Regions from separate parts of the Homo sapiens genome. Here region 1 is linked to region 2. The links are chromatin loops, found by intact Hi-C in ENCODE. Cell type or tissue: PC-9. All regions are shown on one strand. Each heading gives the region's core, and the rest is flanking DNA. Links, peaks and the distances in the headings are about the cores only. Region 1 has its middle 23 kb from the start of CBX7. Region 2 holds the start of LOC124905119 (a long non-coding RNA gene).

What was found. Hi-C counts contacts between places; a loop is a spot of excess contacts. Peaks named below come from ENCODE experiments on the same cell type or tissue, not always from the same donor. Only the 100,000 strongest peaks of a DNase experiment are listed, where the experiment ranks them.
Region 1: a loop joins it to region 2, with 6 times the contacts of the local background. A loop is called at or near these places in 28 of 110 quality-filtered maps.

The regions. Positions count from the first base shown.
Region 1 is chr22:39,168,036-39,183,626 of GRCh38, forward strand. No RefSeq gene overlaps it. Among named protein-coding and RNA genes, the nearest start is that of CBX7, 23 kb to the left of the region's middle. RefSeq lists enhancers at 3,663-4,468, 5,481-6,150, 8,149-8,443. In PC-9, for the core only: a CTCF peak has its summit at 7,217; DNase peaks (open chromatin) are centred at 6,836 and 7,776; H3K4me3 peaks cover 582 bases; H3K27ac peaks cover 2,500 bases.
Region 2 is chr22:39,285,677-39,301,267 of GRCh38, forward strand. It overlaps LOC124905119 (a long non-coding RNA gene), which reads left to right and starts at 7,205. Exons shown (of 2, transcript XR_007068104.1): 1 at 7,205-7,328; 2 at 8,127-10,135. RefSeq lists enhancers at 8,834-9,694, 10,996-11,661, 11,662-12,325, 11,948-12,242 and a silencer at 11,948-12,242. In PC-9, for the core only: no CTCF peak of the experiment used is centred there; DNase peaks (open chromatin) are centred at 6,495, 7,175 and 8,205; H3K4me3 peaks cover 274 bases; H3K27ac peaks cover 2,382 bases.

The sequences.
Region 1 (15,591 bases), core at 5,679-8,178, 120 kb before region 2:
AGGAGGAGCAGAGGAGAGCCATACCCTCCCACTCTATAGTAGCCATCAATAGGTAATGTTAAACACCAAAAGATCCAGAAGTGGCCCATAGCATGCAGTTTTCGTGGTTTACACAAAAGAACCAGCTAAAGGAACTGAAATGGTTGCCTCTGGAAAGAGGTAAAACAGGGTGGGGAATATTATTTTTCTCAATGAACCTTGCAGAGGGCCAGGCGCGGTGGCTCATGCCTGTAATCTCAGCACTTTGGGAAGCTGAGGGCGGCAGATCATGAGGTCAGGAGTTTGAGACCAGCTTGACCAACATGGTGAAACCCCATCTCTACTAAAAATTAGCCGGGTGGGGTGGCATGCACCTGTAATCCCAGCTACTCAGGAGGCTGAGGCAGGCGAATCACTTGAACCCAGGAGGTGGAGGTTGCAGTGAGCTGAGATCACACCACTGCACTACAGCCTGGGTGACAGAGCGTGATCCTGTCTCAAAAAAAAAAAAAGAATCTTGCAGAACTATATGATATGTGTGTATATGTACACATTATAAATATAAATTATATGCATGTATAATGACGTGTGTATCCATATAATAAGAAAATACATATATATACATTACACAGGTATAATTTTGATGTGTAAATACCAAAAAAAGAGGCCCTGAATATAATCTCTAAGGGAAGGCAGTCGGGGGGCCTCTGCAACTGCCTGTGGACCTTCGCTGGAGGGAAACAGGACTGAGGTGGGTGGGCTACTCAGGAAGCCTCTGCATGGCCCAGCAAAGACAAGAGCATGGCCTAGACTATGGCCCTGCAGGAGAATGGAGAGAGGTAATCAGATTAGAGAGAGAGAAAAGATGTGGTGAATTAACTGGGGTATGGGGCAGGTAGAAGGTCAGTTTGGATGCCCCAGTCTGGGAAAGCATAGTGCCCTCCACTGAGCTGAGGCTTCTCCTTTCAGAGGGGAAACAGACGTCATCAGAGGAGAAGCCCCTCACCTTCCTGCCTCAAACCCCCGCCCCAGGAGGACCACCTTCATGGGCAGGTGGTCAGTCAGTCACACAGGACTTCCCTCCTCAAAGGGCCAGGCATGTGGCTTAATGCTCTGCTGTCTTGAAATTCATAACAATTGTTGAACAAAGGGCTCCATGTTTTCATTCTGCATGGGACCCCACAAATTATGCAGCCACCCCTTCCCACCCCCAGTATGTCTGTACCCATGTCTGGCTCGCGTTACCTGCTCAGGCATCAAAATTATCTGTAGAGCTTGTAAAAACCCAAACTCTCAGACCCACCTCCACCTCTATGTGGGTTCCTGATGTCAAGGACAACTGCCACCATCCTCTAAGTGTCTTAGACCTTCTGTCCTCAAAGTGTGGTCTGAGACCTGCAGCATCAACCTCACTCGAGAGCTTGTCAGAAATGCAGATTCCCAGGATCCACCCCACACCCACTGAGTCAGAACCTGCAGTGTAGCAGGACCCCCAGGGGACTCACCTGCACATTTATTTGTGAGAAGCACCGTCTTAGGCTATCTCAAGGGAACATTCTAGACTTTTCCCCCTAATTCACAGGTCACCAGGTACTGCGAGTTATTCCCTAATTACATCACACATCCCGCTGCAACTGCCCCCAGGATGGCTCCTCTTGGAGGTCCCACGACCTCTCAAACTGAACATACCCAGACCTGAGCGCCCTGCCCTCTTCTTCTCCCAAGTCACTTCTTCCTCCCCCTCCTCCTCCCCTTTTTCCAGTACCTGTCCAGGTGAACTGAGCCAGCCAAGCCAGGTACCCAAGGAGTGTTCCAGGGCCTCCTCTGGCTCACCTCCCTCCACCTCTCACCATCCCCTTCTCCCAGTCTCTATAGCAACCACCAACCACCCTCCAAGACGTAGCCACCAGCACCTCTCACTTCAGCCACCTCCACCATCTCGCACTGGCAGTGGACTGACCATGTCACTCCCTAGAACGACCCCTCGGTGGCTCTCAGCTCAGGGCTGTTCTGCAATGGCACACCTCCACACCTGCTCTCTGCTTACTAAATGCTTCCACTATTACTATTGCTTCCAGCTTTCAAAACGAAGCCTGATCAGCTTCTCCTCCACAGCCTGCCCTGGCTACCCCTCTGCCTGCCCCCACCAAAACTTCTGGGCTCCCCTTAGCCACAGCCCTGGTCCTGCTGTGGTCTGTGAGTTTCCCCCAGCAGCCTGAGAGCTCCTCTGGGAGGGACAGGGAACTGCCTGATTCAATCACCAGCCTGGTGCTCTGCCTGGGGCCATGCACACAATAGGGGTCCTGTGTTTGAGTAGATAAAGGCCCAGTGAGGGGCTAGCCTTCAGCAAGCCACAGGGAGATGGCAGAAGATGGGGTTACGCAGCGGGAGTGGGGAAAGCTGTTACAGAGGTGCCCTTGTGGACCCAGCTATAGGCGGGAGGATTGCTTGAGCCTAGTTCAAGACCAGCCAGGGCAACATAGCAAGACTCCATCCCTAAAAAAAATAAATTTAACATTTTATTTTATTTATTTTTAGACGGAGTTTCACCTTGTTGCCCAGGCTGGAGTGTAGTGGTGTGATCTCAGCTCACTGCAACCTCTGCCCCCCAGATTCAATCGATTCTCCTGCCTCAGCCTCCCTAGTAGAGCTGGGATTACACGTGCGCATCAACATGCCTGGCTAATTTTTGTATTTTTAGTAGAGACGGGGTTTCATCATGTTGGTCAGGCTGGTCTCAAACTCCTGACATCAGGTGATCCACCTGCCTCGGCCTCCCAAAGTGCTGGGATTACAGGCGTGAGCCACCACGCCTGACCAAAAAATTAAATTTAAACTCTTAAAAAGGTCAGCCCCGGTTGAATAAAAAACAGAGAGGGATGGCTACAGGACGCCTGGTGCCCAGTTCCCGTCCAGAGCCCTGGAGGACAGCAGGATTCTCTCTGCCCACCAGGTGGCGCCAGATTCCCGGCGTCCGGCTGCCCAGCGCTCGGTGTTGGGTGGATGGGGCCCCAGGGAAGCCAGAGGCAGAGCCTGCAGGACCCACAGCAGGTCCTCGAGGGGACATGCCCCATCTGCTTTCCTTGCCTGAGCGTCCACCATCAGCACCCTCCACAGTACAGGGAGGAGGGCTGTGGATGATGGGTGTGTCACGGGAAAATGGAAGAGAAGGCTGAGCGTCTTGCAAAGCAGCTATCGGGTGATGGAGCTAGACATTTGCACACCTGCAGGCTGGGTCACATCCTGTTTTCTGAAGACGCTCACCATGGGGCCTGTCTGCGCGGCCACCGGAGCCAGGATCGAGCCCAGACAGTCCAGTCCCAAACAGACCCACACTCTTAAGCACTGGGCTTGCCTGCTGCCCCTCCCTGCGGTCAGATCCCCTCCTGTTACAGATGAGGAAACTGAGGCCCAGAGAGGGGAATCGCTTGCTGAGGATCCACCCCTTGTGTGGAGCAGAACCAAAATGAGGGCTTCTGCCTGGTGGCTCCGAGGCCAGCACGCCTTCCTCCGCCATCGTGGAAACCCCTTGTCCCTTCCTGTCCAAGGAGCCCCGGCCCCCCTCCCGTGGGCTTTTCCCAGGAGCCTCCCTGTTCTGCCCAGCTCCCCTCTCCTCCCTTGCTCCAGACCCAAGCCACCCACAGACTACAACCCTTCCTACAGCCCCTTTCAACAGCCCCCGAGAGGATTTCCACCAGGGATTGGAAGAGGTCCTCATTCCTCCCACCCCCGGGCCGGATGGGGGCCGGAGGGGCAGGTGCGCGAGCGGCGCCGGATGGAGGATAGAGGGGCAGGAGGAGGTGTGGGCAGGCATGTCTTTTCCGGGTCCCACCTGAGGCCCCAGGTGCAGCCCCCTCGCACCATCCCCCGTCTGCCTGTGTTTGGGACCCAGGGCTGCGGCCGAGATCCATTTCCTCCCAGCCTCTGACCACCTGCTCCTGCCTCTCAGCACGTCTGCTTCTCCCCTCATCCCCTTAGCAAGCCCTGGCCTCTGCTCCTTTCCTGCAAGCGCCCCACAGTTATCCTGCCTCTTCTCAGGGCACCCTTCCCTTCCTCCCATGTCTCAGTGTTGTCTTCCCCCAGCTGGGCCCTGGGCAGCCCCCTCCCTGAGCACTCCTCCACCAGCCCTCAGTCCACAGCTGGGAAAACTGAGGCCTCTAATCTGGGGGCTACTCAGGCACATGGTTGGAGTTCAGTTATCTGTGTGTCCCCCAGGCCTGGCACAGAGCCCCGCACTGGGGTGGACTCTGCAGTGGGAGATGGTGGATGGGTTCAGCACAGAGCCCAGCGCTGGGGTGGACTCTGCAGTGGGAGATGGTGGGTGGGTTCAGCACAGAGCCCAGCGCTGGGGTGGACTCTGCAGTGGGAGATGGTGGGTGGGTTCAGCTGTGCTGGAATCTTGCTCCACCACAGCATGCTGTGCAGCCTGGAGCAGGTCCCTCAACCTCTCTGAACCTCCATTTTCTCATTTGTAAAACCAGGAAGAATGAGGCCTATTTTTTAGGCTTGTAGTGAGAATTGACAAGACAACGTATGCAAAATAAATATCACAGTATAAGGTGGTTGCCATTCATTCATTCTATAAATATTGATTGAACACCTTTTTTTTTTTTTTTTTCAGATGGAGTTTCACTCTTGTTGCCCAGGCTGGAGTGCAGCGGTGTGACCTCAGCTCACTGCAAACTCCGCCTCCTGAGTCCAAGCAATTCTCTTGCCTCAGCCTCCCAAGTAGCTGGGATTACAGGCGTGTGCTACCACGCCTGGCTAATTTTGTACTTTTTTTTTTTTTTTTTTAACTAGAGATGGGGTTTCACCACCTTGGTCAGGCTGGTCTCAAACTCCTGACCTCAGGTGATCTGCCTGCTTCGGCCTCCCAAAGTGCTGCGATTACAAGCGTGAGCCACTGTGCCCGGCCTGATTGAACACCTATTATGTCTCATTATTATTAAGTTCAAAAGAAAAGAAGCCAATTCAGCAGACCCCAGATTCTGACCTCCCATCCTATGCTGTTTCCTGGTGCATCCTCCACTCCTAATCCACACGGAGGCGTCACCCTAAATTACCCGGCTGCACATATCACTACCCTGGTCAAAAGCCCCCAGCAGTTCCCCGGTGCCTAGGGTGTCAGCTCCCGACTCCTGGCAGTGACACTGAAGACCCTCTGTGATCTGGTTCCAGCCTCTTTTCCATGGGATCTCTCTATCTTGTGACACCAACTTTGACTACAGGTGTGCAGATCTGGGTCCCGTGGCCAGAACACCCTGGGCTTTCTCACTGCCACGCCTGTGCTCCTGCTATGCCCTTGAGTGGAACAGCTACCATTTTTGTCCTTACCCAACAAAGTCCCGTCCGCATTTTCTGGCCCATTTCCCCCAGGTGGCCTCTCTGACCACCTGGAGCCAGGCTCTGAACCTCAGTCAGCCTCCTCGCCTAAGCATCCCGTTCCCCACTCCCCAACCGGGCCCTGCAAGGCCAGCTCTATCACCAATCATTGGCAGGAACCACTGGGCTAACAGCAGGTGCTGGACCGATCCACATGACAGGGGATGGCCTGACCTGCCCGTGTGATCAGAGTCCAGCTCTGCCACTGTCCCACGGGGATCATTCTTATCCGTCACATTCCTAAATGGACTAGAATGGTGGCCTCCTCTGCCCTGGGACCCTACTCTCTCCAGGCAATGGAGAAAGAGCCAGGGGTCCCCCCACCACTAACTGCCCCACTGACACTGTGGGGTCTCTTCCCATAGTCACGGTGCAGGCATCAACCAGATACCAGACTAAATGGGATTATCCAGACAGGACCACTGGGCCAGAGCCTTCTGCTGGAGGGAGGGAGCTTTGCTCCTCCCCTACACCCTCCCTGTTCCAGGGCTCAGTCCCTTCCACAAGGTCCCACCAAGCCTTCACAAGCCTGCCCCGTCTAGCGATGGGGAGCCCCATACCCCCTGGGGCATCTTGTCCATCTCTGATAGTTAGTTCAGAGCTGAGCTAGCTGCCTCCACGGAATTTCTGCCCCATTCATTCATCCTCTGTGAGTTCCTTCTGCACGCATTGAGCACCTACTGGGTGCTAGTTGATGTGCCAGCTCGCCTGAGCTTTGCAACACCTCTGTGAGGTGTGAAGGCGGATGCTGATGACAGTGATGGTTACAAAACCAATGAGGAAAGTGAGGTGCAAAACCAATGAGGAAAGTGAGGTGCAAGAGAGATCGCCACCCACACAGAATCTCACAATCATCAGGCAGCGGCTGGGCCAGGAGTAGATTTTCCATCTGGGTGACCCAGGAGCCTGTGCTCTTTCTTCCACTGAACTGAATACGTCCCCTAGCAGGACTTAGGAGGGGTAATACTTGGGGAGGTGGGGGCAGGACTAGCCTATCCAGTCCCCCAAAGCCTTCAGTAGAGGGCATAGAGCTGGACCTGCGTTGGGGTTACCAAGGGTAGCCAAGGGTAGTTTTGGAGCTGCTGCAGCCGCTGCTCACCCCCGGGAGCCTCCTTCTGAGAAGGAAGTATTATTGAGCCTACATTGTGTTGGGAGGGAAAACGTGGGGTCCTTGGAGCCCTGCCAGCCCCCTGCCTTCAGGCTGTTTGGCTTTGTTTGTTTTTTTGGTCTTTTTTTTTTTTCCTTTTTCTTTGGGCTGATTGTTCTCATTAAATCTTTTTGTCCTGTTTTGTTTTTTACGGGGCTGACAATGCTGCTCAGTGCTTAGCGCGGCTTCCTGTGTTTCTGCCCCAGCGCAGGCCTCGATGGGGCTGTGCTTCCTGTTGTGAGCCGTCGCCATGGCAACTGGAGGCCTGGTGGGCTCCATGGGGGTATGGGGAGGGGTGACATCAGTGACGTCACCGGGTGAGAAGGCAAGGGGCAGGGGTCTGGAGGGGGTTGCATGGGGGAAGGGCAGCCAGCAGCCAGCCGGCGCATTGCTGGGAGCTGACTCACAGCCCGGGAAGGGGAAGAATGCCCTCACATTCTTTTGGGAGGTAAACAAGGTCAGGGAATGCGGCTGGGATCCTGTTTACCTGACCCTGGCCCCCCGGGGGACCCGAAGCCCTTACAGGACAACACACTGGAATAGAACCAGCCAGACTTGGGGGGCTAGGGAAGCAGGGGAGAAGAGAGGAACCGTGAGGGGCCCCCAGGTGGGGGCCAGAGACAGAAAGCCCAGGATTCCAATCACATCTCCACTAGGTGACAGCGTGACAGCTCTATGACTCTGAGCAAGCCACATGGCCTCCCTGTGCCTCAGTTTCCCCTATTTCTAAATGGGGAGAATTTCTCGTGCAGATGGTCCCTTGGTCTCCAATCACTTTGGGCTGGTTTCGGGGGTTGCGAGGGTGGCAGCACAGCCCGTGCCTCTGCATTTTCTCCGTTCTCCACCCGCCCAAGGCCTGATCCAAGGCTAGGGTCTCCACGTCTCTGCCTGCACCTGACCCTGCTAGGGTAATGCCCCAGACCTGTAGCCAAACCAAAGGGCCGAGGTGGGCTGGCCTCGAAGGGAGGTGATGGGCGTGCAGCCCAGGGCGGGGCGCGGCACCTCTAGGATCCCAGGGCTGGAGTTGGTGCAGCTAGCCCCGCTCTCTCCCCTACCCTGTGTCCCCCCTTCAGCTTTCTCAGAGCCCCACCTCTTATCCCTGAACCTCCAGAGTGACGGCCTCCCCTGCTCATTAGGGAGGGTCCAGAGGAGCCCCTCCTGGTGCCAATGGTCTGTATCCTGATCAAACTCTGGGATTCCATGGTGCTGAGATCTGCAAGAACAGCCCCGGGGGCAGGGCCGGACTCTGCATCTCTAAGACAAACCTTTGCCACCTTTGAAACTGACCAGCTGGGAACAACGTGCCCTTCCCCCACAGGTGCCATGTGAGGGCACAGGCCATGCCCCCATGGCCACAGTTGAGTTGGGGCCACCTGGCCTATGGCTGAGAGTCTGGGTATCAGAGTCTGACTGGCTTTGCGGCTTGCTAGCTAGGGCCTTCGGTCAAGCTCCTTAGCCTCTGTGAGCCTCAGTTTCCTGATCTGCAAAGCAGAAGCTCCCAGGGTTGATGTGAGACTGAGTGAGTTAATTCACATGAAGCCCTTAGCGCATAGTAGGCCCTCATATGTGCTGAACCCACACAGAGCCAGCCCCCACAGACCCCTGCATCCTCCGCAGCAGCACCCAATGCCCCCGTCTCTGAGGGCTCCCCTATGCTGAACACCCGTCCCAGTGCAGGAACAGTGCCCACCAGATGCCCCATGGTTTTCCCATAAAGGGACCGGACTTGGGTTTCCCTGGACAGGGAATATCCTGTTCTGGGCTGGCGGGGGGGAGGAAGAGGAGCGGGAAGGACACGGCGGCTCCGCATTCCTGGCATTCTTGGCGGCCGCCCTGTCCAGCTGCCTCGGCGCTGCCGGGGGCCCTGGCCTACTGCCATGCTGGCCCGACACGGCACAGCAGCACCCCGCTTGGGGCGCCCCTTGGACTTGGGGTGATAGAGGACCCATCTTGTGCCAGTCCCACCCATCCCAGACTATCGCAGAAGCAAATGAACCCCAACCCTGGAAGCAGAGATTCGGGGGCTCTGGGAGGAGTCAGTTAACAGGGGAGGAGTTTCTGCTTTCAGTTCTACCTTATGGGGCTCCCTAGCCCACCTACCGTTCCCCAGGGAAGCTCTCGGGGTCAGAGCCGGAAGAGGGGAGAGGTAGAAGACTCCTGGGTTCTAGTCTCCAGTGCCCAGACAGCCACTTCCCCTCTCTGGGACTCAGTATCTCTGTCTGCAAGATGGGAGACTTTGATCCCTTCCTTGGGCAACCCCAGCATTGCTGCCCTTGTCACGCTCTATGGCATCATCACTGCCTCTCTGCAGAGCCTGTGCCTCTGGCTAAGGGCAGGAGCCCATCCCTTCTCCGCACTGGGCCGGGCCTGGTGGGATATAGTGGTTCCCACCGCCACGCAGCCATGGTATGCAGGATTCGAACATTCAGAGGGGAGGGCCTGGGGGCGGTCAGGCTCTGGAGCCCTCACCCTGGGAGTGCCTTTGGGGTCCTAGGAGGAAAGGGGTCCTTGTCCAAGATCCCACAGCTAGCTCGGTCAAGCTGACCCGGGAATCCGGGGACTTGCTGTTCTGCAAAACCACCAGAAACTAGGGTAATTCTTTTCCATGTTTTTCTGCAAACGCCCCCTAGTTTCAGGCCCAGAGCAGTCTGGGGAGAAGCTGGGAGCTGGAGGCTTCAGAGACCTCCACTCTGCAGGAGACCAAGCCCGCTCCCCATGCTGCCCTCTGCCCTTGGGGAGCCTGGAGGGGTCTTCCAGGGCCGGGAGGGGACAGGCAGGAGGGGCTGCAGTGGGATGGATGCATCTGGGCTGCCAGTCTCTAGCCTCCCACCCTCTCCCTCCCCTCTCCTGCTGGCTCGAGGACCACCCCAAGCCCCTGCCCAGTCCTGGGAACTCCAGCTCCATCTGCACTGCAGGCCCCATTTCCCACTTCAACAGCTCACGGTGGCTCTGGGCACAGGGACCAGAGCAACCTGGTCCAGGCCACAGCGAGAGGCAGGAGCAGCTCTTTGCTGGAGTCAGGAGGCCTGAGAAGTCCCTGGGCCTCTGCACCTCCACTTGATCATCACAGGGTTAGAGGATGTGGTCCCTGGGGCCAGCCTCATCAGTCCTCTGTGGTCCCAGGATTCTGAAATTCAACTGTTTGGTTCTGAGACCATCAGTCACCTCCTTCTGCCTGCCCTTGAGAGGATTAAGCAGAGGAAGTCCCTCCCTGTTACCTGCTCTTCTCTAGGGCTCACCCTGCAGAGTTCAGCTCCCATCCAGGCCAGGGCCCTGCTCCCAAGGACCCCATCTCCCTACCACTTGACCCCCCCAAAAGGCCAGACACCCCCAACGCTATTGCCTCCGCCTTCCCCTGGTGCCTCCTGCCTGCCTGTCCCGCCTGCCTGTCCCACCCGCCTGTCCCACCCGCCTGTCCTGTCTGCCTGTCTGGCTGGCTGGCCATCTGTCTGTCTCTCTGTCTGTCTGAGGGACAGTAGGAGGAAAAGGCTGGAACCCCACCCTGCTGGGTCCACATGTCCAGGGCATTGTTCAGCCTCCTCTGGGAAATCACCTCAATTGTGAGGCTTAGGGGCCACTGCGGCACGGCCGGGTGTGTTTACAGATGCGGGGGTGGCCAGGGGTTGTGTCTGTGGAGGAGGATGGGCACAGGGGGTGTCACGATCATCTGTGTGTGGCACGCTTGATTAAATAATGATAAAATGACGAAATGGAATATTATGCAGCCATCAAATACGAGGCCTTTGAAGAAGAGTGAGGACATAAGAAATGGTCCCAGTGTAAGATTTACTAAAAGGGAAAGTGCACAATGAGAAGAAGTCAAAGTGACCCACCAAATGCTAATCACAGTGATCTCTGCGCAGCCAAATCATGAGTAATTTCCTATTTCCTGTGTATTTACGGTGTATTTTCAATGTTTTTGGCAATGAGCACGTTCGTTTTGTAATCAGAAAAAGGAGAATAAATGTTGTAAAAATCAAACTAAAGATGAACTAGAAAACAAATGAACATGACTAAAATAAAATAAACTCACTGGGCATGGTGGCTCACACCTGTAATCCCAGTTCCTCAGGAGGCTGAGGCAAGAGGATCACTTGAGCCTGACAGTTTGAGACCAGCCTGGGCAACATAGTGAGACCCTGTCTCAAAAATAAATAAATAAATAAATAAAATAAGGCCAACAGAAAAGACTAAACATAAAACTAAGGCAAATGTTCAACTCCAGTTAGCAAACACTGAGTGGGCGCCTGCTGTGTGCAGAGGCTCTGCTGAGTGCCGGGGTTACAGAAATGAAGGAGACGGAGCCCTTGGCGAGTTAACCGTCCATCAGGAGGGTGGGAGAGTCACCAGTCATGAGGCCCCCTCAGGAGGGCACCGGAGAGAGGGAGACATGGATGAATCAGGAGGCCTTCAGGGAGGAGGTGACGGCTCACACAGAGGCTGGGGACAGGGGATGTGGTCCTGGTGGGAAATATGGCCGGTGGTGGTTGGAGGGTCCGCTGGTTGCACGAGCTCAGTTTAAGTATAGCGTGGGGAAGATAGGCTAGCTTCAACTCGCTACAAGTCTGGAGTGCCGGGTGGAGAGAGATTCTTAGCCAAGTGGGCATTCCTCAGGAAAGAACACAGGGAATGGTCAGCCATTCATTCACTCATTCATTTATTCAATTCAACAACTACTTCTTGAATACCATCCACACGCTAGGCACTGTGCAGCTTCCATTCAAATGCAGGGAAATGGGCAGGAAAGCAACCAATGAGTAAAGGGAATAGAAGTTGGTGCTGTGCGGAAGGATGGGGCAGGGTCCAGAGGTGGGGGTAGCTTGATGTGGGGTGACCAGGGAGGGCCTCACAGACTGAAGGAAGTGAGGGAGTGAGCCCACTGAGGCTGGGCTCTGCAGGAGGAGGGCTGTCAGCAGAGGGGGCCCAAGCAGACAGAGTCAGGGTGAAATCCCATAGGTCCTTGCAGGCCTTTGTAAGCACCTGAGCTGCGGCTCTGAGTGAGGACCGGAGCAGGAGCCGGGGAGGGTCTGAGCAGAGAAACACATGATCTGACTTAGGCTTAAGCAGCCTGTAGGAGGGGAGCTGGTGGGGCTAGGCTGGGCCAGCAGCCCTGGTGAGGGCGAGGAACAGAAGGCGGAGCCAACAGCAGTACGGCCTATCTGATGAAGGGTGGTGGTAAAGGAAAGAGAAGGTCAAGGCCTATTCCAAGGTTTGGGCCCTAGCACTTGGAAGGACAGAGCTACTGAAACTGATGGGGCCAGCTGGGGATGGCAGGTTTGGGGTGGGATGGAGCAGGGAAGACAGGCACTGAGGCTGGACAGGTCGAGGTGGTGATGCCCGGTGATAAATCCGAGACTTCCACCCGGCAAAGCTGAGCAGGCAGGGGCCAGCTGGGGACACTCATCGGGCGTCACTGGCTCGTGGGTGGGGATCAGCCCCTAGAGCCGGATGAGACCACCCTGGGGAAGGGTGTAGACAAAGAGTAGCTCCAAGGATTGAGCCCTGGCACCCCCCGCCAACGTTTAGAGATGAGGGGGGCCGGCAGGGGAGCCTGAGAAACAGCATCGGGGAGGAGGGAGGCCCAGGAGGGTGGGGCCTCAGCCGAGGTGCCTGCAGGCAGCAGATGGAACAGCCACAAATGAGGCTCCCACAGAGCCATAGGTGACAGCCTGACGGGGAGGAGACTTGCGAAAAGAACAGGAGAGAGGACATTAAAAGGCAAGGAGGGCCGGGCGCGGTGGCTCACGCCTATAATTCCAGCACTTTGGGTGGCCGAGGCAGGTGGATCGCCTGAGGTCTGAAGTTCAAGACCAGCCTGGCCAACATGGTAAAACCCCATCTCTACTAAAAATACAAAAAAGTTATCCGAGCATGGTGGCACATGCCTATAATCCCAGCTACTGGGGAGGCTGAGGCAGGAGAATCGCTTGAACCCAGGAGACGGAGGTTGCCGTGAGCTGAGATCGCGCCATTGCACTCCAGCCTGGGAGACAAGAGTGAAAATCCATCTCGAAGAAAAAAAAAAATGGCAAGGAGAAAGAACTCTCCCCTCAGAGATTCGAGGGCCCCACCCTTGTCCCTGATGGCTGCCCCTCTCAAGGGTGACCAAGAGGTGGCTGTTTGCTGCGGGGGTAAGGGTGATGGGCAGAGCTTGGTCTGGGTGCTCACGCACCAGCGCTCCAGGCCATTCAAGGTGTGGATGAGAGCTGGGGGCCAGAAAAGAAGGGGGGTGCTGTGGAGCGAGGCCAAGGCCAAGGCTGGCTCTCCCCAAAAAGCCAGGTCCCAGGAGCCGGAGAATTCTAAATCCAGCCCTCATTGAGAAGATCTACTTAGCGAGTAGGAAGAAAGCATACTTGATTTAACAGTTTGTTCACGTATTTATAACATCTTGATATTTAGCCTCAGAGCGTGCAGGCCTCCATCTGTGCTCTGGGCCCGAGCCCTGCACATGTTAGGGCTGAGCTGGGAGCAGACAGCTTGAGGGGAGAGGTGAAGGGAGAGGGTTTTCTTTTTGCTTCGGTTCAGTTTTTAGTGGTTGCTGGTTTTTGTTGTTGTTTGTTTGTTTTGAAACGGAGTCTCACTCTGTCGCCCAGGCTGGAGTGCAGTGGCGTAATCTCGGCTCACTGCAACCTTCACTTGCCAGATTCAAGCAATTCTCCTGCCTCAGCCTCCTGAGTAACTGGGATTACAAGGGCCAGCCATGATGCCTGGCTAATTTTTTGTATTTTTGTAGAGACGAGGTTTTGCCGTGTTGGCCAGGCTGGTCTCTAACTCCTGAAACTTCAGGAGATCCACCCACTTCCCAAAGTGCTGGGATTACAGGCTGGAGCCACTGTGCCCAGCCAGTGGTTGCTGTTCTTTTTAAGAAGAAAGAAGAATGAGCATTCTCCCCTGGGGAATGATCCTGAAGAGCGGACACTGCGGGAGGAGGAGAGGGGTGTGCATGGCGGGAGGGATAGGTCCACCCGCCTTGACACACAGGCCCTCCATCACAGTGGCAGCAGGAGGCAGCGTCAGTGGGTGCAGGGGTGCACAGTGAGCACAGGGAGGTTCCCCAGGACCCCTTCTGCTTTCTCAGTGAAAAGGCAGCAAGGCCCTGGAGGTCTGAGGGGTAAGGAGAAGGTGTGGAAGAGCCCTCTTGGAGCGGTGCGTGTAGACCCAGGAAATGCAGCGGCATTGCCCAGCAACACTCTGGCAGATTGCATTTTCCAAGATGGCTGCAACAACATCTCCCGCCCCACAAGTTATTCTAGAACCTTTCGCTCCTCCACCAAGAGGTAGAGTCTAATTTCGCCTCCCCTAGAACCTAAGCAGGCTTGCGACTCACTGTGCTACCAATGGACTGCAGCGGAAGTGACAATGCATCACTTTTGAGGCTAGGTTATCAAAGCTTCTGCCATATGGAGTGCTCAGGCTGGCGCCTTGAGCCTCCATGCTGTGAGGAAGCCCAACCAGCCCCTGCACATGGAAAGGCTCTCAGAGCACCTGAAGAGAGAGTTGCTCCAGCCACCACCTGTCTGTCACCTGTGAGACCCTGAACAACCCAGCTGAGCCTCTCCCAAGTTCATGACCCACAGAATTCAGGAAAGATAATAAAAAATATTGTTGTCTTAAGCCTTTAATTTATTATGCAGAAATAGCTAATTGGAATAAATGCCAAGGACTAAACTGAGATTTGTGGTTGTGAATTTAAAGTGACACTCCTTTTTAGCCAAATGATATCTAAGGCATTTCTGCAGGGACAAGAGGCTGCACAGTCGCTGCAGGTTTCCCCTCCTTGCTGCAAGGGAGGAGAGAGACAATGGAGGAGGAAAGGTAGAGGAGATTGGGCCTAAGGTGTCAGGCAAAGTTGTGTGAACTGGACTCTGTAGGTAACCGGGAGCTACTGAGGGTCCTTCAGTGAGAGATGTTACATTCCATGCATAGGCTGAGCTCATTCTGGACTTAGCAATACAGAATGCAGCCTGCATCCTTGGATGAACTGGGGGTATGAGGAGGAGAGAGGTCTCCCCAGAAAGCCTGGCCACAGGTCAGAGGCTGGGGACTCTGGGCGTAGCTGGACCTTCAGCCCCTTCTCTATCTGCCTGTTCCTTAGACATTCAGCCAACTAGGAGAGGGGTGGAGAGTGGTGACCCTCAGTGTTCCCACCTGAAAAATGGGCACATTGGACTTCAGGTCTCTAAGTGGGCTTCTGGCTCTGAGGCTACAGACAGGAAAGAGACATTTGTGGTCATATTTCCACATACACATTGCTTGTGGTCAGGACAGATGCTAGGCTGAGCCCTGGCTCCGTCCTGGTTGCTGGAGATGCAGGAAGAGGCCTGGCCCTCACTATACAATAGGCCCTGCTCAGGATTCTTAGGTTCAAAGGAAGAGAAAACCCAACTCATGGTGGCTTTAACAACTGGAATGTGGCTGGGCGTGGTAGCTCACGCTTGTAATCCCAGCACTTTGGGAGGCTGAGGTGGGTGGATCGCCTGAGGTCGGGAGTTTGAGACCAACCTGACCAACATGGTGAAACCCCATCTCTACCAAAAATACAAAATTAGCTGGGCATGGTGGCTCATGCCTGTAATCCCAGCTACTTGGGAGGCTGAGGCAGGAGAATCACTTGAACCCGGGAGGCAGAGGTTGCCATGAGCCGAGATCGCGCCATTGCACTCCAGCCTGGGCAAGAAGAGCGAAACCCCTTCTCAAAAAAACAAAACAAAACAAAAACACAAACAACTGGAATGTGTGAGCTACTGAGGACCCGAGCTACTGAGCAACCAAAAAGCATGGGGGTATTTGAGGGTTCGAGCAAAACTTGATCCAGCCATGAAACTGAGTGACAGGACCCATTTCTCTGCCTCCCTCTCTTAGCTCCTCTCTTGGGCTGGCTCTCCCATGGGGGTCTCAGGCGGCTCCCAATCGGTCTAGATCTTTTTTTGGCGGGGGAATGGGGATGGAGTCTCGCTCTGTTGCCAGGCTGGAGTGCAGTGGCGAGATCTCGGCTCACTGCAACCTCCACCTCCTAGGTTCAAGCGATTCTCCTGCCTCAGCCTCCCAAGTAGTTGGGACTATGGGCGCGTGCCACCATGCCC
Region 2 (15,591 bases), core at 5,754-8,253:
ATTCTCCTGCCTTAGCCTCCCCAGTAGCTGGGATTACAGGTGTCCACCACCAAACCCGGCTAATTTTTTTTTTTTTTTTTTTTTTTGTATTTTTAGTAGAGATGGGATTTCACTATGTTGGCCAGGCTGGTCTTGAACTCCTGACCTTGTGATCTGCCCACCTCGGCCTCCCAAAATGCTGTAATTACAGGCGTGAGCTGCCGTACCTGGCTTTTTTCTTTTCTTTTCCTTTTCTTTCCTTTTTTCTTTCTTTCTTTCTTTTTTTCTCTCTCTCTCTTTCTTTCTTCTTCTTTCTTTCTTCTTTCTTTTTTTTTGAGATGGTCTCACTCTGTCACCCAAGCTGGAGGGCAGAGGCACAATCTTGGCTCATGGCAGCCTCAACCACCCCAGCTCAAGCAATCCTCCTACCTCAGCCTCCCCAGTAGCTGGAACCATAGACATGCACCACCACACCCAGCTAATTTCTTTTTTCACGTATTTTTTGTAGAGACGGAGTTTAACCATGTTCTCCAGGCTGGTCTTGAACTCCTGGTCTCAAGGGATCCACCTGCCTCGGCCTCCCAAAGTGCTGGGATTACAGGCTCTGTTCACATTTTTGTGTGTGTGTGCCAAGCACAGAGGGGCCACTGTGTGCAGCTACAGAGGCCCAGCTGGCCTGGCACCTCGGCTGGAAAGGGGCAGCCTCTGGGTAGAAGAGCTGGGTGCCCAGGTGGGGAAGGCATTTCACTCACCCCCTGCCAGAGCTCCCTTGGAGCCCCAGAGTTCCAGGCTCCTGGGTCCTATCTCCTCTGCTTTCTCCAAGCCCATTCCAGGGAAACAGAAACCCAGACAGGGCTTGGAAGATGTCACTCCTGGGTCCTGAAGTGAGACCCCAGAATAGATGTTCTCCTGAGGTCCCCTCTCCTGAAGTTTTATAATTCTGGGGTTGGAAGTGTCCCATGCTGTAAAATCCAAAAGTCTGTTTCCCTGCTTCTCTTTTTCTTATTTATTTATTTATTTTGAGATAGGGTCTCACTGTGTCACCAAGGCTGAATAGCAGTGGTGCAACCATGGCTCACTGCAGCTGTGAACTCCTGAGCTCAAGTGATCTTCCCACCTCGGCCTCCCAAGTAGCTGGGACTACAGGCATGCGCCACCACACCTGGCTAACTTTTGTATTTTTTATAGAGACGAGGTCTCCCTGTGTTGCCCAGACTGGCCTTAAACTCCTGGGCTCAAGCGATCCTTGCACCTTGGCCTCCCGAAGTGCAAGGATTACAGGCATGAGCCACTGCACCAAACCTTCTCTCCTTCTTAAGATTCTGAGTTTCTGTTTTGACTCTATTTGACAGCATCAGTCAAATTGCAAACGGGCTTACCCTTTGACCCAGCAATTCTCCTTCTAAGGAATCTTCCAGCCTCCAGAAGTCATCAAGCATGTGCAGAAGAGACAAGGCAAAAGTGTTCACAGTGGCTTCTTGTGTAACCAAGGAAAACTGGGAGCTGCCCCCATCTGCACCAATGGCCAGAGCAATTTATGGAACGTTTACGGAACACCGCGTCTGGTATGTGCCTATGAAACTTCTGCATTCAACAGACAAAACTTCTGCATTCAAAACACCACATTTCAAAACAAAACTTCTGCATTCAGCATGCCACAGTCATGTGTGGAGAGCAGAGAGGAACCCTGGAGGGAGGAGCTGCAGACGGAGCAGGGCCGTGGGGCAGGTGTCTACTGGTTTCCTGTAATAAATTACCATACACTTGGTGGTGGAAATAACAGGCATTTATTCTCATAGCTCTGGAGGCTAGAAGTCCAAAATCAAGGTGTCTACAGGGCCATGCTGCCTCCACAGCTCCAGGGGGCAATCTTTCAGCTTCTGGGGACTCCCGGGTTCCTTGGCCTGTGACCGCACTGTTCAATCCCTGCCTCTGACTTCACAGGGCCCTTTCCTCTCCTGAGTCTCTGTTTGCAAATCTCCCATCCCTTTCTCTTGTAAGAACACTCTAACTGGATTTAGGATCCACCCCAACCCAGGGTGACCTCATTCTGAGATCCATACTCTAATTACATCTGCAAAAATCCTTATTCCAAATAAGGTCACGTTCTGAGGTGCAGAATAGACATGAATTTTGGGGAGATCCTTTTCAACCCACAACAATGTGGAAGGCCAATGTGTCTTCTCCATCATTTGGTCCTGCTGCAAGGAGGGTGTGTTTCTGGACCTGTGTATTATTTGTGTATCATTTCATTTATGCCTAGTGTTCCATTATTGGGAATTATTTCTGTCCTCCTTCTCAAGGTCATTGCCAAGGTCTGATTGCAAAAGTTTTAAAAATTGCAACTTAAGGCATAAATGGGTTAATTTTTTTTTTTTTTTTTTTTGAGACAGGGTGTCTGTTACCCAGGCTGGAGTGCAGTGGCACAGTCATGGCTCACTGCAGCCTTGGCCTCCTGGGTTCAAATGATCCTCCCACCGCAGCCCTGCTGAGTAGCTGAAACTATAGACATTCGCCACCACACTCGGCTAATTTTCTTTAATTTATTTTTTGTAGTGATGGAGTCTCACTCTGTTGCCCAGGCTGGTCTCAAACTCCTGGGCTCAAGCGATCCTCCCTCTTCAGCCTCCCAAGTAGCTAGGATTTCAGGTATGCACCACCACGCTTGGCTAATTTTTAAAATTATTTTAGAGACAGGGTCTCACTATGTTGCCCATTCTAGTCTGGAACTCCTGGCCTCAAGCGATCCTCCCACCTCAGCCTCCCAAAGTGCTGGGATTACAGGCATGAGTCACTGTGTCTGACCTCATTTTAACTTTCAAAAAGTTCTAAAATCCCAGAAGACAAGTTGTCTTCAAAGATCCTCTGCCTCCCAGGGTCAATGACTCCAGTTTTCTGGGAGGCCCAGGGGGCCCCTCGGCAATGAGGTGGAAATCGTCAGCATGGCAGGGTGGACGCCTCTGATACCTGCCCTGCTGACCAGGCTGGAAGTTGCTGTGGCATCCTCAGGCCTCCAGATGGTGAGCCTCCCTGAGTCAATGGCGAGGTGATGGCCGACGTTCCCAGCCCAGCACTTGCTCCGGGTAGGAGCTGGGCACCTTGGAGCATGGCAGGGCTAGGGAGTGGGGGACAGTGGACTGGGAGCTCTGCCTGGTACCAGCGGCCCACTTGCCCATGACAGGCTCCTCAAGGGTCCTGGGCAGTCACAGATCCCAACCCCTCATTTTGGGGTTTTGTTTTGTTTTTGAGACAGAGGCTTGCTCTGTTGTCCAGGCTGGAATGCAGTGGCACAATCTCGTCTCACTGCAACCTCTGCCTCCTGGAATCAAGTGATCCTCCTGCCTCAGCCTCCTGAGTAGCTGGGATTACAGGCGCCCGCCACGACGCCCGGCTAATTTTTGTACTTTTAGTAGAGACGGGGTTTCACCATGTTGGCCAGGCTGGTCTCAAACTCCTGACCTCAAGTGATCCACCTACCTCGGCCTCTCAAAGTGCTGGGATTACAGGCATGAGCCACCACACTGGGTCTCCAACCCCTTTTTTTATCAATAGGGAAACCGAGGCTGACAGAGAAGAAAGGGCTTGGCCAGGGTCACCTCCTGAATTAGGAACCATGTGGCCTGTCCCACTGCTGCTCAGCAAGAACCTCCCCAGCCTCCTCCACACCTGTTAGGGCAGCCCCAGTGCCTCTGCCAGAGTGGCTCTTCATTCTCCCCAGCTCACCCTGAGAGGAGAGCGGGAAATGACCAGCCCTGTGCACAGATGAGGGAAACTGAGACTCAGACTGGCAGAGGGGCAGAGGGGGTCAGAACCAGTCAGCAGACACTGGGCTCAGATCCCCCCGCCAGTGCCCCAAGGACACAGAGACACCAGACCCCCCAGTGTGCCGCGGCAGGGTCCACTGGGGCTGGGAGGAGCCCTCCTAGCCCCGCCTGGCCTCTGGGGTTCTGTCTTCTTTCCTGACCGTGCCTTGCCTGTCTCCTGCAGGCTGTGCTGTGGCCCAGGGCCCAGGACAGAGCAGGGTTTGCTGGACCGGTGACAGTCGCATCCTTGCCTGTGTCTGTGAGTTTGGCGGGCCTCGTCTGTGTTTCTCCTTGCTCTCATCAGGGGCTGGGAGACCGGGGTACTGCAGAGAGGGTGCCCTGGTCGCAGATACCAGGGGCACTCAACCGAGTCCCTGTGGGTCTTGGGTAATTAATTAATCATTGGGCCGTTTAAAGATTAACAGCAGGACGGTGGGAGAATGGCTTAACTCATGATAGGGGCACGGAAGGGGAGCTTTCCCTGTCCCTGTCGACCCCTGGACTCTGTGATATGAGTTAGGGGGTATGGAGGCTGGCTCTGCACCCCCACCCCTTCCTTCCTGTCTGCCCACCATCCCCAGCCTCTCCTGGTCCCCAAGGAGGGGGGTTCTGAGCTCACAGTGAGGGGCTTGAGGCGTATAAGATGGGGCCAGAAAGTTCCAGGAGCAAGAACCAGCCGCAGTTGGGCTTCCCTCCACAGGCACTGGCTGGGCTGTGTGGCCTTAGGCGAGTCACTGCCCACTCTGAACCTCGTTTCAGAGGAGGGCACTCACAGCAGGTGGTTGCAGATGGGAAGAGAGGACGTCCACACTGTCCACGAGCTCAGCGCACAGTAGGTGCTCAGGACTTCCTCCCAGAGACTCGACACCCCAAGTCTTCGCGTTGTGCCCCCTCGTGTCAGAGCCACTCTCCTCTGAGAATAATAGTCAAGTTCATTCTAACCCCCAGGCAAGGGAAAGGGTCCCTTTCTCCAGGGCCAGGTGGGGAAGGTGAGTCAGCTTCCTCACCTGGGCTGATTCACACCTGTGTGGAGTGCGGGTGGGGAGGAGACAGAGACTATTCCTCCCTTCGCTCTGGGGCAGCCCATTCCAGCAGGCCTGAGCTGGAAGGGGGAGGGATTCAAGATGAACCAATACCCCCAGAAGGGGTGATATGGTCCCGAGGCCCAGAGAGGGGCGAAGATGCCTGCCCTCACACAGCACCTCAGAGGCAACACCACGGGCAGGGAGCCATGACCCTGCTCCTTTCCCCAGCTGCTCCTCCACTGTTAGGTAACAGAGCCCAGCCCCACCTCCCACCAGCCCACCCAGCTGAGCCGGCCATCGCCCCTCCCTCCAAAGGTGCCCAAGGGGTCAGTGAGCCCCTGTGACTCAGGGCGGGAAAGACCCGTGAAGTCATCCAGCGGCCGGGGCCACCTCCTGAGGCTGTCCTGGCCTCTGGTCTCACCGGCCTGGGAGTTCCCCAGCTGTCTGCTCCCCTGGCTGCAGGACAGAGGCAGCCGCCGGTGTGGATGGAGCATGACCTCAGAGGCTCCCAGCCCTTGGCTCAATGCCGTCGGCCCCAACTGCAGGCCTCAGAGGAGCAGGCCCCAGGCCCGCCCAGCGCCTTCCTCGTGGCCCCACCACGGAGAAGAGTGAAGGAGACACCTCGAACACAGTGTTGGCGCAGGGCCCAGGGCTTGGCTGGAGAGGGAGTCAGGGAACACTGTGATCATTTGTATGATCTGCGGGGCACCCACCTGAGCAGCCAAAGCTTCATCACTGTGCTCATCAGAAAGGCGACAAATGGTGTTGCCCAGGACCCAAGGCCCCAGACACTGGAGGAACAGGGACACAGGCTCAAATCTGACCTTCCCCAGCCTTGAGGCTTGGACCCCTTCACGCCCCCTCTCTGGACCCCTTCACGCCCCCTCTCTGGGCCTCAGTTTTCTCATCTGTCAAAGGAGCTGGTGACAGCTGCCTGGCCTGGTGGCTGGGAGGACAAAATCAGTGTCCCAGCAGGAAACAGACAAGGGGTATGCAAGGAAAAGATCTTAGAGACCTGGCTGAGGGGACTAGATCCAAGCTGTGCTAATGGCAGGAGCTATTTCCAACCCGGAGCCGAGGGCTCTGACAGCCAGTGAGAGCTGGAGGCAGAAAGAGGGCTGAGAGACAGGAGCTACAGCTGTAGGGGCCGGCTGGGATGAGGAGGGAGCAGGGGTCACCCCACTTCTCCCCATGGCCCCCCTGTCTGCAGCGCCTCCCCCTGGCCAACCCCACTGCCCAGAGAGCCCAGTTCAGGGCACAGCCCGCGGGGAGGGGCCTGATGAAAATGGCTTCACAGCCACCTCTTACTGAGCACAGCCACGGCCAAGCTTCGTCCTGGGCCCTGGGGACACAGTGGTGCGCAAGACAGCCCAAGACCCCATTCCACGAGGAGAGAAAGAGGGAGAGTGAAGGAGGTGAATTGGGCAGCAAGAGATGTTTTAATCCAAGGAAAACCCTACAGGGCGATCAGAGACCCCTTACACAGACGAGGCCCCGACGGTTGGTGGCACAGGGAACCGACGCCTGCCCCCATCACTCTTCCAAGGCCCCACAGAGGTTGCTCAGGCTTGCAGGGGGTGGGGACCCAGGAAGGCTCGGTCAGCCAGCGCCTCCCTGGGCCATTCCAGGCTCTGAGCTGCCGTGTGGCGGGGTGGGCAGGCTGCCAGCCGAGGGAGCCCACCACAGGGGAGCCGTGTGCATTCCCAGACGGGCACATTCCCGGGCACATTCCTGCCGGGGAGCCACTCTGCCACCCGCACCGCCCCGCCCGCTCCCCGCACACAGTGCCCATTGTCTGCCCAGACACTTTGAGCTGCCGCCGCCCCCGGCCTCTGCCACATCCCCACGCCTCCCTTTCCCGGGTGGGGCTCCACAAGCCCAAGCACCCCTCTCCTGGTCCCCAGCCCTGAAGGGCACCTGCCATTTTTCTTGGAACCAAGGAAGGATTAGAGGAGGGAAGTGACTTGCCCCAAGTCACACAGGCCAAATCCAAATCCAAATCCCTGGACCCCCAGTGAATTACTCTTCCCTAAGAACCCTTCCTCCTCCCAACCCTACACCCCTGGGCTGCGGGGCACCCTGGCTCAACAGCTTAGACCCTGCCTCCTGAGCACCTGCTGTGGGCCAGGCCCTGTGCCGGCCCCTACAACCCTGCCTCCCTCACGGGGCCCAGCAGCCCTGCTGGGTGTGAATTTCCCCAATATCACACAGGACCAGGAAGCTGACTCAGGGCGGGGAGGAGTTTGCCAAGGCCACCCAGCGAGGAAGCCAGTGAGCCGAGATCCAGCCCGGCCCACGCGCTTTCCACCTCCTGCAGGGAACAGTACAGGGCAGAGCCTGCTGGGGTGGGAGGGACTGTGGGAGTGTCCAGGGGAGAAAGTGGTGTCCAAACAAAGCCTTGAGGGGAAGGGCCCTGCTCCACAAAGGCGGGCTGGTTTGCTGAAGCCGGGTAGGCCTTTGTTTGCTCATTCACCCAGCATGTGGATCCAAGCCCTAGACGAGGCACCGGGCTAGGATACAGGTGAGATACAGGGTGAGGAGTCAGGACAGCCTGACTTCAGGCAGATGGGTCAGATAATATGCACTCCCCAGGTGATAAAACCAGGGGGTCGGCGGGCTCGGTGGCTCACGCATTTAATCCCAACACTTTGGGAGGCTGAGGCGGGTGGATCACGAGGTCAGGAGTTCAAGACCAGCCTGGCCAATATGGTGAAACCTCATCTCTACTACAAATATAAAAATTAGCCCAGCATGGTGGCGTGCGCCTATAGTCCCAGCTACTCGGGAGGCTGAGGCAGAAGAATTGCTTGAACCGTGGAGGAGGAGGTTGCAGTGAGCCGAGATCGCGCCACTGCACTCCAGCCTGGCGACAGAGCGAGACTCCATCTCAAAAAAAAAAAAAAAAAAAAAAAAACAGGGAGCCGCTGAGTCTAAAATATCAAGCCCCCCTTCCTTCCCACTCCCTACCCCTGGTTTCCATCTCTCCTTAGCGCTCATGGGGCTGGTTCTAACCCACTTCCATGCCCATCAGTAGAGAGTCACTCTACTGAACTTCCCGGCTAAGAGGTTTTGCAGGCGCTGTTCCCTCCCACTGCTGACACCCTTCCCCAGGGAGCCTCAGGGCTTCTCCCTCGCTTCCTTCAGGGCCCTGTTCAAACAAGACCACCCTATAAAAATAGCAACTCCACGCCCACCCCCGCATGCAGTACGCATCTCCCCCTGACCCTGCACCCTTATTCTGGCTCTTCCCATGATCTGGTTTCCCACTTATTTACTTGCTTTTCATGTTTAATGTCTGCCCTCCCATCACCCCCACTAGAATGGAAGGTGTATGAGAGCTGGGATTTTTATCTGTTTTGCTGTATGAAGTAGATGAGGGAAGAATCAAGACTGATGATAAGATTATTTCAACTCAACATACCAGTAAAACCGGCTCCAAGATCAAGACAGAGAATATTTCCAGCCCCGAGAAGCTGCCCTGGCTCTCCTTCTGGTCAGTACCCACCCCTGCCCCCAAGGGTAACCACTCTCCCGTCACCAGGAGCCCACCCGGTCTGGACCTTCCTGTCAGTGAGACCAGCGTGTGATTTTTTGCAGGCGTGGGCTTTCTGCACTCGGCATGAGCTCCGCCCCTGCTGCTGCCTGTAGCCAGGGTGACCAGTGGGCTTTTACCTTAAGCAGCAGGTAGACAGTGGGGCTGGTGACAGCTGCGGGGATCCAGAGTTCTGGGAGGTGTGGCGGACCAGCTGGGCCCAGGACTGGGGTTGGAGGTGAAAGTCAGGCAACGTCAGCTCATCGACAGCATTTCAAGCCGTGGAATTTGAGTACTATTGAGCTGGCCGTGCCACTGATGGAATCGTTTCTTGCTGCTGCAAAATTGAGAGCCACATGCTACAGGTCAGGCCTTCTGCCCCCCTATCCGCTGTGAGGTGCTTGAAGGACTGGTTTGGAAACAGACCCCTATTTCAGAAGCAGAGTTGAGGCTTAGCAAGGGAGAATGACTGGCCCAAAGTCACTCGGCTGGTAGGTTTGGGCCAGGACTCCTCGCTCCGCACTGGACACCCCTGCACTGCCTTCTGGGTGTGCCAGGTTGGCATGGGGAGGCTGGGCTCACACCCAAATCAGGACATAGCCTATCGTGAGGGTCTGGGTGAGCTGGGAGGTGTTCAGAATAGAAGAGCAACCCATGAAGGCTCCCCGGAGGAAGCAGGCCTGGCGCTGAGTCACAGGAGCCTGGGGCAGGGTAACCCCCACCTGAAGTCACTGTCTCCCCAGCAGTGACATCATTAGCAAGCCAGAATGCGCAGGGCATACAGCTGGAGGACCAGGCAAGCTGAGGCGGGGGCCAAGTGGGTAGTTCGGGGCCAACCCCCATCAGCGGCCAATGGCCTCTAGAAGATGGCTGGGCCTCACACGCCTTGGAAACCAGAGCGAGAGGCCATCAGGGTGGGGAAGGCAGCCCATCACCTCCTGTCCAAGTGCCTCATTTTACAGGTAGAGGAACTGAGGCCTGAGGCAGGTCATGACTATCCCAGGATTACACGGCAAGTGAGGGGCGGATGCAGGAGAGGGGCCCAGGCCTCCTCCCTCCCAACAGTGTTCTGTCTACCCTCCAAGTTCTGTCTCGCCCAGCCAAGGGCCACTCTGCTCCCGCACTGCTGGGCTGGGGTGGTGGAAGAGATGGGAAAGTGGAAGAAGGCAGGGGCTGTGTTCAGAAGGGGCCCCTGAGGCTGTGAGGATGGTCCATGCCCTCAGGGAGTCAGGCTGGTGGAGGGGGAGGGAGCACAACTCAGAACTCATCTTCCTCCCCAACACGCTCCTCCCACAGTCCTATCTCCTCACCAGGCCCAGGAGCTGGCGCCTCAGCAACTGCTGCATTTTCAGGAATTTTGCAAACTGGCTTCAAAACACAGCCATAATTAGACGTCAAAGTATTTAAACTTACAGTTCAGGGCCAGGCATGGTGGCTCACGCCTGTAATCCCAGCACTTTGGGAGGCCGAGGCAGGTGGATCACTTGAGGTCAGGAGTTCAAGACCAGCCTGGCCAACATGGTGGAACCCAGTCTCTACTAAAAATACAAAAAAAAAAAAGAAAAAAGAAAAAACTAGCCAGGCGTGGTGGCGCACACTTGTAATCACAGCAACTCAGGAGGCTGAGGCAGGAGAATCACTTGAACCTGGAAGGCAGAGGTTGCAGTGAGCTGATATCGCACCACTGCATTCCAGCCTGGGTGACAGGGCAAGACTCTGTCTCAAAAAAAACAAAAGAACAACAACAAAAAAAAACTTACAATTTCAATAAACATTCAAAACTCATCACCCCCCAATTACTTGACCACATTCTCCTACGTATCTATGTTTTTGAGGTTATTTACATCTGTGGATCTGTGCTGGGAGACGTGCCCCTCTCCCCAACCCCAATGCAGGGACTTCAGGTTTCTAACTTGAACTTACCCGTGGTGGGTATGTTTACACCACAGAAATTGGCAAATGTGGCAAGTTAGGGATCTAAGCCAGCCCCCACCCTGCCCAGAGAGCCAGTTGTTAAACATTAACTGGAAGGGCGTGGTGGCTCACGCCTGTAATCCTAGCACTTTGGGAGCCCAAGACAGGCAGATCACCTGAGGTCAGGCGTTCGAGACCATCCTGGCTAACATGGTGAAACCCCATCTCTACTAAAAATACAAAAAATTAGCCGGGCGTGGTGGCGTGTGCCTGTAGTCCCAGCTACTCAGGAGGCTGAGGCAGGAGAATGGCGTGAACCTGGGAGGCAGAGCTTGCAGTGAGCCGAGATCACGCCACTGCCCTCCAGCCTGGGCGACAGAGCGAGACTCCGCCTCAAAAAAAAAAAAGAATAAATGACACAAAACAATAAAACAAAGATGCTGCGCCTGGCTTCAAAGTCCTGCCCTCTCCCATCCCGCAGCTACAGGGGGTCCTGGCTGATCTGTCTTCCTCCAGGCCAGTTCCAGCCTCTCCCCTTCTCCTTGGCCTCTCATTACGCAAGCCTCCGCTAAGACAGCTCCTCCAAGAGACCCTCCAGATCTCCCCAACCCCCCATCTCCCTGTAGAAGCAGCCCAGCCACTCGCTGACCCAGCACCCACTGGATTTGTGTCTTTGCACAAACCTCTCTGCGCTAATCTTCCAGATTGTGTCTGTCCTCACGCTAGACTGGAAGCCCTGTGTGGTGTGGGCAGGACTTCTCTCTGTCCCACTCATGATGTCTCTCCAGCACCTAGGGCAGTGCCTGGCATATAGTAGATGCTCAGTAAATACTTGAGCGAATGAGTCCATAGGAGGGCACAGGACTCTAAACTTGTTATCTATCATCTGTGCCCATGCAAGGAAAAGAAGTGTTGGGGGCATGGTCAGAACCCATCCCCCGTTCTCCCCCAGCCCACCCCAGCCTGTTCTGCCAGCCCCAGGCCGGGGCTCCCTCCCCAACTCTCCCTCAGTCCAGACTTCCAGCATGTGCTTGGTCCTTCCCACAGCAACCCCTTCCCTTGGGGCTGGTGGGGAACAGGCGGGAGGAATTCCTGGCCCCGAGTCAGAGGAGGTGCCCCGGCAGGCAGGCGGGAGGCAGCGCACACACGCCAGGGACTGCTCCAAATTCCAGCTCCCACGGGCCCGCTGGGAGCCCGCCAGGCAGGGCTGGGGAAGGGCAGGGAGCCCCTCCTCGCAGGAGCCAGGAGGGCACGGGAAGCCTACCGCAGGACAAGGGAAGAAGTCAGCGTGGAGACAGGGCGGGAGGGCCGGCCTGATGGCCCACCACTCCCAGCACCCAGATGGGAAGACTGAGGCCTCCTGACAGCAAACTCTGAGCTCCTGACTCCTCCCAGGCCAAAGACCTGAAGCGGCCAGTAGTGCATGGGGAGAGGGTTGGCTGTGACCAGAGACCAAACATTCAGGGATGAAGCGGGGGCGTCTGAGGGCCGATTAACAGGAGACCCATGGAAAGAGCCCCAGACTGGCTGTGGGGAGTCCTGGGCTACCCCAGCTCTCAGTCAGACCAGGAGGAGGCCCTGCCCCTGGCTGCAGGGCCTGGACGCCCCACTTGCCCAAGGCAGCCCCAGCACGTTCTGCCACTGGGAGTTCAGTGGGGCAACAGGAGAGGAGTCTCAGGGGAGGGCAGGGGAGGGCAGGGGAGGGCAGAGCTCCCGGGAGGCTCTCAGCCAGGCCTCTTCTGAGTCCTCTTCCTGTCCCTGCCCCCTCCCCTTCCTGGGTCAGGGCCAGGTGCGATGGGCTCAGGCAGCAGTCCCTCCCCAGCTGTCAGCGCTGGAGCTGCCGCCAACACCCACACCGGCACACCTGGCCTGCCCTGTGCCACACTGCCACCCGGCCACCACCCCTTTCCCAGCTCCTCCCTGGGCCCCACCAGCTCTTACGGCGCCCTCGGCCCACAGTGTGGTATCTGAACTCTGGACAGCTGGATCCAGACTTCCAGAACCACAGTGCCTTTGAACTAGAGAATCCTAGAACAACACATTCTTACAACCAGAAAATTCCGGGACCATCGACTACTGGGATATTTTCCATTCTAGTCCCAAGAATTCGTAGAACTAAATAATTTCAGGAATGCGTATCTTACAAACGAAGATCAGACCATGGAAACTAGGACTTCTAATTTCAGGAGCGAGGGCTCTTAATTCTCAAGTAACAATCCCATTGTCCCAGAGGATAGAAGCCCCATGTTCTTCACACCACCCAGACTAACAGACACCCAGGAGCAGAGCAAGGCGCTTTGGTTGGGGGCCATTCACAAGGCCTGTACCTTGTGAGCCTGCGCCTGGAACAGAGAAGGCAGGAAGGGACAGGGGAAGAGAGAGGGCACCTCTGAGCAAACTGGAGGCGCTGAGGGCCTCTCCTCCAGGCCCAGGGAGGCTCCCTCCACCTTGGCCAAGAGAGGGGAAACGAAGAGAAAAAACGCAGTTGATGCCACAGGGTTTGGGCGGCGGGTGTGTGGTCACCGGGGGTGGCAGGAGCTCTCTCCTTCCTGGCGGGAGTTTGGAATTTTCTCCTGGCAGGAAGGGCCCACCCTCCCAGGAATGGAAAACACTCCTTGGCAGCTGGCCCCTGAGGCTTGCAAGGTCTTTGACAATCAAACGCGATTGTCCTCCCTGCCTGACCCCCAACACAGTGCAGGGGGGAGACCGAGGCAGATTCTCCGTCTAAATCAAGAATCTGAATCTGCCTCTGGCGGATTCCATTCTTGCCCATCTGTGATCGTGGAATGTCAGAGCCCAAGAGAGACACAGGGGTGGGGCCAGGTGAGTCCCTGCCAGGGCAGGTGGGAGCTGAGACCAGAGAGGGCAGTGGTTTGCCTGAAGTCACTCAGCAGGCTGAGGAGGTCTCTTATTGGCTCCACTGAGGCTCACTTCCAGGGCCTCCGCCAGGAAACCTTCACAGGCCCCTTTGCCCCTTAAGACTTTTTCAGCCACCGAGTCGGGTGCTCTGGCTTTTTTTTTTTTTTTGAGATGGAGTTTCGCTCTTATTGCCCAGGCTGGAGTGCAATGGCGTAATCTTGGCTCACTGCAACCTCCGCCTCCTGGGTTCAAGCGATTCTTCTGCCTCAGCCTCCTGAGTAGCTGGGATTACAGGCACCCGCCACCACGCCGGGCTAATTCTTTGTATTTTTAGTAGACACAGGGTTTCACCATGTTGGCCAGGCTGGTCTCGAACTCCTGACCTCAGGTGATCCATCCGCCTCGGCCTCCCAAAGTGCTGGGTTTACAGGCGTGAGCCACCGCGCCCGGCCTCTGGCCCTGTTTTCTAAGTGTTTGGTATGAGTGTCTCACCTTCCTGACCTGGGCTGTGATGGTGCCTCCCCATCAGCCTGGAACCAGATGGAAACCATGAGCTGAGGCCTCCGAGCCCCTGCTCAAAAACCTCCCATGGCTCTGCACGGCTCCAGGACAAAGTCCAATGCAGCCTGGCACTTGGGGGAGGTGGAACATGTGGCTGCACTCCAGCCCCATCCCTTGGTCCCACTGGGCATGGGTATCCCCGAGTTTCTCGCAGCCCTCACCCATCCATCTCTCCCCCTGCAGGCTTGACCCTTGCTGCCCTGTCCCTGTGGCCACTTTCTCTTCTTCCTCTTTCCTGGCCTGTTCAGCCTCCCCTGAGACCGCCTTCCTCCGGGCTCCCTGCCTGGGGTGGGACCCCTCCCCAGCTTGCCTCCCCAGCTTGCCTCCCCAGCCCTCACACCACTGCACAGCACTGGCGGCCTCTCCCTCTGCCTGGCGCCCCCTCCCTGAGGCTGGCCTGGGTCTCGCTCACACTGGATCTTAGACTGACGCCCGTGGTGAATGTGAGCTGACGGCCAAATGTGGGTCTCAGCCGCTCACACGCCTTCATTCATCAAATCCTGGCAACAACAGGAGGTGGCCTGTTAATTAAAATTAGCCAAGCATGGCGGCAGGAGCCTCAGCATGTCCATTTCTCAGATGATGAGACTGAGGCACAGTGTGGTTAAATCACTTCCTCAAGGTCACGCAGGAAGTGGTGCAGCTGGGAATGGAACCCTGAAAGTCCGCTCCAGAGTTTACACGCATCCTGTCCTCTTAGGTCACTCTGCCCCAGGGGAAAAGGACAGAAGCACCCAGCCCCACAGCTCTGCGGAACCAGAACCCCTGTCTGGAGCCCCTGGGCCAGAGACCACCTAGCTCTGCCCCCTGAGGCTCTGAGAGGTCCCTGGTTCCAGAATCCACTGCCCCCCACCCCACAATATACACTCACACAGACAGACATGCAGACACACAAGTCACACACAGACCCAGACACATGCCCTGGGCTCCGGACCGGCTGCAGGAAGCACGCAGCTGCCCGAGCCTTTTTCACTTCAGCTTTTCCTAAATTTGCTTTGAGGAAGTTGCTGCACCTTGGAGTTCTCCCCGGTCTCTCACGCGCTCCAGACCACATCTCCCCCGCCCTCCCTTCTCTGGAAGCCTGGAGAACAGAGACCCAAATAAAGGGCCCTGCCCTAGTGGGACTCGGGGAGACACGCAGTGACCATGACACAGAAGTGCATCCTGCTGCCGGTGGCAGGCGACAGTGCCTGGAACAGAGGAGGCAGAGTGGGGTGCGGGGTCAGGAGCCCTGGGGCAGCAAGGTTGCAGCTGAGAAAGTGGCCTCTGCAAATTTCCAGGGACGAGCATTCCAAGAATCGGGGAGAGCCAGTGCAAAGGCGCCCGAGGCGGTGGCCAGCCTGCTGCATTGCAGGAACAGAGAGGAGACCTGTGTGGCCATGAGGCCTGGGAGGAGCGGGTCCTGGGCACTGTGGTGGCCTGAGCTCTCACTCTGCATCCAGCAGAGCTATGGAGGGTGTGCAGCAGAGGCAGGGTGCAATCTGACAGGGGTTTGTTTGACTCTGGCCGCCGGGTAAAGGATAGATGTGAGCATCAAGAACAGAAGTGGGGCTGGGCACGGTGGCTCACGCCTGTAATCCCAGCACTTTGGAAGGCTGAGGCAGGTGGATCATTTGAGGTCAGTAGTTCGAGACCAGCCTGGCCAACATGGTGAAATGCCATCTCTACTAAAAATACAACAACAACAAAAAATTAGCCAAGTGTGGTGGCAGGAGCCTGTAATCGCAGCTACTCCAGAGGCTGAGGCAGGAGAATCACTCGAACCCGGGAGACTGAGGTTGCAGTGAGCCAAGATTGTGCCACTGCACTCCAGCCTGGGCAACAGAGGGAGACACCATCTCAAAAAAAAAAAAAAATAGAACAGAAGCAGGAAACCAGGCAGGAGGCCAGAGGGGATTGGGTGCTGCTGTTCCACCAG